Regions from separate parts of the Homo sapiens genome. Here region 2 is linked to region 1. A link is a loop called in an ENCODE intact Hi-C map of the cell type or tissue named here. Cell type or tissue: heart left ventricle. All regions are shown on one strand. Region 1 overlaps DNAH1 (dynein axonemal heavy chain 1). Region 2 has its middle 5.9 kb from the start of MIR135A1.

Region 1 (2,500 bases):
CAGAGGGAAGGCTTGAGGACAGAGGCATATGAGAGGGAATGCCAGGAGATGCCCTGCTGCCCACCTCGGTCACATCGTTCTTGTTGAGGTTGCGCAGGCTGGCCAGAGCCGCATCCAGGGCTGGCAACGCCTCGTCCAGGTCCTTCTGGGCATCGTCAGCAATAGCTTGTGCCTTCTTGGCCTTCTCATTGGCTTTGATCTCCTCTGTCTGCACTGAATTCCGGGTCTCCTCGGCGATGGCCGTATCCACCTGGGGATGGGAGACATAGGGATGTCCTCCCCCCTTTTCTCTTCTCTGCATCTTAGTCTCCCCAGATGGAAGGAGAGTTGGGGTGCCCTGTTCTCCAAGGGCCCTCCAGCTGTGACAGGCCAGAGAGGTCTGGGAATACCAGGAGCCCCTTCCACCTCCTGAGTGCTCACCATGGGCCTGGCGTGTGGCTTGGGGCCTTACAAGTTTGGATGTAAGTGCCCCACAGGCAGGGCCCCCTAAGCCTGCAGGCACCTTCATGCAAGACAGAGAAAGACCCTCCTCCTGCCTTTCTTCTAGCTTCTTTCTATCTACTGGGAAGTTTTGCAATGCACTGACTTTGCCGAGCAGGACACTTGACTATTCCTTCCAGAAAGCTGTCATAAGGAATACACAAACTGCAAGGTCTGCCATGAGGATCGGGCCCTCCAACATGGGGCCCTGTGCTGGGCAGACTCCGGGTTGTGGTTATTGGAATCGTTCAGATTCCTCTGCCTTGCTCCTCACCGACCCCCTGCCCAGTGCAGTGCCTGGCATAGAAGAGCTACTGGGCAAACATTCCATGACAAAATGGATGGCTACTGATTGAGGAAGCTGGGGCACACGGAGGCCAGATGACTTGCAGTGGCCAGGCAGCTAGCGAGCCTGCGCCTGTGTGGGGGTGCCGAGCTTCCTCAGAGTCAGGCATTGGGGAGGGGCTCGGGAGCACCCCAACCTTGATCTGCTCCATGGTGAGCATGGTGTCCTTGGCAGCCTCCTCCAGCAGGGGGTGCATACTCTCCAGGTCCTCCTGCATCTTGGCTACATCCTCAGAAGTGCGCAGCAGCTAGGGGTCAGGGCAGAGACAGGAAAACAGGTGTGGCAGGGACAGAGAGAGCACAGGGCCTGCTGGGCCGCCCTCATTCATGAGAGAGAAGCTGTGGCCGGCAGCTTCGGTGGCCCCCACATTGCCCAGCCGACCCCAGAGGAAGGGCATCAGTCCCCCAAATATCTGTGGGGTGCCACGCTTTGGCCTGGCCCTTGACTGGCAACTTTTGTTCTTTTGATGAGGGGGGAAGCCACCCACTTCAACGTCGTGGGCTGCAGTTTGAAAGGCGGAGCATGGTGTCACCCTGGAGTCAGGGCTGAGTGAGCAGGCAGCCTGCAGGCAGCTGACCTTGTCCACGGGGACTCGCCTGGGCCCACCTTGTCGAGGCCGCTCTTCATGCGGTTCTTGGCAGTTTTCAGCTCCAGTTTCTTCTGCCCGATGAGGATGGAGAAAATATGAAGCAGCTCCAAGTAGCTCTTGGGGGTCACATAGTTGTGGCGGGTCAGCTCTGCCAGGTACTCGATGCACTTCTTGGACACCGACTGGTGGATGTACACACAGACCTGGATCTGGGGGAGGAAGACCATGGATGCCGGCCTGGTAGAGGCCCCAGGAAAGACAGGGACTGGGTGCCCACAGCCACTGCAACCTGGGCCGAGGAGGGGGCCACAGCAGGAACCTCCATGCCTCTCACATTCACTCTATGAGCCTCACGACCTCCAGGTCGAGGTCACCTTTTGTGCAGATGAAAAACCCCAGGCCCAGGGAAGTCCAGGGGTTAGTTCAAGTTCACATAGCTGTCAAGGGCTGGGCTGGCTTTGAACTTGGACCTAGCTGTCTCCCAGCTCTTGGCCCAGTGGTCTTTTCACAGCCCCCATGACCTGCCTCTCTCTGAGAGCCCTGAGGTGGTTCCCCCTCAGAGGCTGGATCTAGGGGGAGACAGGGCCCAAGGCCTCAGCACAGCTGGTAGGGAAATGTTGGGACTGTCACCGTCTCAGGCTGGACCAGGCAAATCTACACCCCCATCTGTGATCTCTGGAGTTCTATCAGGGGGTTCTTGGAAGAAAGCACCATGGGGCCCTCAGGGAATAAGGGAAGCAGTACCCGTGCAGCTGTGTGCGCAGCACCCTAGTCACTGTGATGACCTGTGGCTCTGCGCATTTACAGATGAGGAAATGGAGGCTTAGACAGGAAACACAGCCTGACCAAAAGCTTACCCTCGGTGGTGGGCCTGGGAATCTCACCCAGACCTTGGTGACCCTGAGCCCATGCCCCAAGCTAAACAGGTCTCCCCAAGGGCCTGAGCTTCAGCAAGACACCCACCAGTCCTTGGATTTCTTCCTGGGAGGATTCCAGTTCTGGGATCTCATTGAGGAACACGGTGGCCACAGACTTCAGGGCTTCTGCCGGCCACTCGTTAAACCAGTCGATGGTACAGCAGTTGA
Region 2 (2,500 bases), 85 kb after region 1:
CATGCCCCTTCCGAGCAGATCAGCACAGACCAGCTGGTCAGGTGGACTCCATCCCTGCCCTGTCCTCACGGAGCTGTAGGGAGAGTCCCAAAGGCAGGTGGTGGGGCTGGGGCCTCCAACAGCTGGGTCCTCTCATATCACTTAGGGCCCAACAGCACACAGTCTCCCAAGTGTGCCAGGTGCCACAGCACGGCCATCCCGCTCTCCCAGCTCCACCCCGCCTGCCTGCCTGCCACCATCTCCACAAACATATGCTGCAGCTCCACACCCGGGAAACACCACATGCTCGCTTTGGTGGGCAATGGCTCCCTCCCCGCTTGCTCACTTGCTTCCCAGGACCCCAGGCCCAGCACAGCCCCCTACCCCACCTCAAGCCCTGGGCTGGCCCAATTCCTAAGGTGGCCTTGGTCAGTCCCCAGATCTCAAGCTCCCAGTAGGTGACATCTGCTCATTCCTTGCCTGTCCCAGGCCTTCATTCATTCCACATAATGTGGTCTGGGATCCCGTGGGCTGGCTCCAGAGACAGAGACAGATAGGAAGCAATCCTTTCAAATGTCTGCAACTTACTCAAATGAGTAAGAAAGAAAATATGTATGTCTATACACACACACACACACACACACACACACACACACACACACACACAGAGCAAACGGAGCACAATATTCACAGTAGTTGAACATATCCCCAAAAGAGCACGTGTGTCTTTTGTACTATCACTATTCTGGCAACTTTTCTGTAAGTTTGAAATCATTTATAAATAAAAAATAAAGAAGAATAAGGAAAGAAAGAAGGAAGGAAGGTCCTTTCCCTTCTCCGAGCTCTAGGCTATAAGAAGAGACAGCTGGACAAGTGGCAGCCAAGTCACTGTACCCCTGCTGGGTGGGGCCAGGAGGGATTCCCTGAGGTGGTGATAACGGCTTGGGGAGGCAGGGTCTAAGGGGCACACACCTCTGACCCTTGTATGGAGGGTGGCACTCAGGGGCTGACTCTCTGGGAGTCTCCCTGTCACAGCTTTAGGCAAGCCCTCGCTCCCTCCCCTTCTCCTACTCTCCAAATAACGTGCTCTGGGAGTCTGAGATAAGAAAGGGAACTTCCCTTGGTCACAAGGTGTGGGAGGGTGGCTGGAACTTCTGTGCCTTTGAGTGTAAGAGGAGGCTGAACTGGCCCGGGGGCTGTGCCTGGTGGGGTGAGAGGGTTGGGACGGCCCTGCTCAAGGCCATCCTGTCCTCCCTCCCAGTGAACGAACGCTCACACAGACTCACCGAGCTGACTTCCCCAGGCAGTGCCCTTGCCTGTCACAGCAGCACTTGGCAGCAGGAGGGCAGCAGCAGGGAAGTGGCTCATTATTTCATCCTTCATTAGCTCGGCATTAGGCAGCCTGAGAATTGTGGGGTGTGGAGTGGGAGCCTCTGGTTCGGCGGTCTTGCAGCTCCGTGCCCACCCCTTGCAGCCTCCTTCCCCCCACCCGCTCTCTCTCCCCTGCTTCCCTACCTCTTTGATCCCCACTTCTCTCCTCCCTCCCTGTGCTCCCTACCCTGCCCTCCTCCCTGGGATGGAGGCAGGGCACACACTCTCCCTAAGAGGGGGCTTCCCCTACCCAGTTCTCAGTCACAGGATAGGCCCCATCAACCATCCCCTTCCCGAAAAGACAGTGACACCAGCATCCTCATGTGTGGTCAATCATGGTGTGTGTCCCGGTTGTTCTGAGCCCTCAAAGAATGACTGGGACCCCTGCCTGGCCTCACAGCCCATGTCCTCTCCTCTCCACCTCAGGCCGCCACTTCAGAGCCTGGACCGCCCCAGAGTGTATCTGCCCCCCACCCCCACTCCAGGAAGCTCTGGCTGGGATGCTCAGGGCTGGGGCACCCAGGGGTCAGCAGAAGCCGATTCCTCCATTCAGATGCCGTTGTTTCTTTTCACGTCTTTGTTGCCTTGCCACTGGCCGCAGTCCTCCCAGCCAGCCCACCAGCCCAGCCCCTTACCCAACGGCTGGCAGGTTCCCCTCCCTGCCAGTCCCCTTCATGCATGGCCTTCTGCCATTCAAGTCCTACTGGTCTCCCCTGAGTCCAGAGCCTGGCATGGGACGGGGTGGGGCCCCTCTGCCCAGCTCAGCCATCAGCCACCAGCCCCCTGCAACCTGCCTTTCACCCTGCTCCTCTCCTGCCCACGCCCCTCACTTGCCCTCTACCTCCTCACCCTGTCCCTGCTCTCCCGCCCCTCTAACAGTCTCCCCACTCTCAGTCTGGCCCCTCACCTCCCCTGCCCCCTCCCCATTTCCTCTCCCCTCCTCTACTGGCCCTTTAGTCCCTGGGTGTCAGGCTTTATCTCTCGGTGGGCGGCAGGCTCGTTGTTCTCCCCTCCCCTCTCCTCTTCTCTCTCATCCTCTCCCTTCTCTTCCCCCTCCAGCCTCCACTCCTTCGCCCGCTCACTCACCCTCTCCCTCTCCCGCTGCCCCCCCTTTCTCCCCCACCTCTTTGTTTCAGCTGAGAACCAGCTC

Evidence for each region. Hi-C counts contacts between places; a loop is a spot of excess contacts. Peaks named below come from ENCODE experiments on the same cell type or tissue, not always from the same donor. Only the 100,000 strongest peaks of a DNase experiment are listed, where the experiment ranks them.
Region 2: it touches region 1 in a loop (2.0-fold over the local background); 11 of 110 quality-filtered maps call a loop at or near these places.

What each region holds. Positions count from the first base shown.
Region 1 is chr3:52,383,910-52,386,409 of GRCh38, reverse strand. DNAH1 (dynein axonemal heavy chain 1) reads right to left here. Exons shown (of 78, transcript NM_015512.5): 52 at 2,379-2,500; 53 at 1,433-1,624; 54 at 963-1,073; 55 at 65-250. Among named protein-coding and RNA genes, the nearest start is that of BAP1, 25 kb to the left of the region's middle. In heart left ventricle, a CTCF peak has its summit at 1,008 (motif pointing right); no DNase peak of the experiment used is centred here.
Region 2 is chr3:52,298,911-52,301,410 of GRCh38, reverse strand. No RefSeq gene overlaps it. Among named protein-coding and RNA genes, the nearest start is that of MIR135A1, 5.9 kb to the right of the region's middle. RefSeq lists enhancers at 720-1,589, 1,590-2,460. In heart left ventricle, a CTCF peak has its summit at 1,316; a DNase peak (open chromatin) is centred at 1,260; H3K27ac peaks cover 870 bases.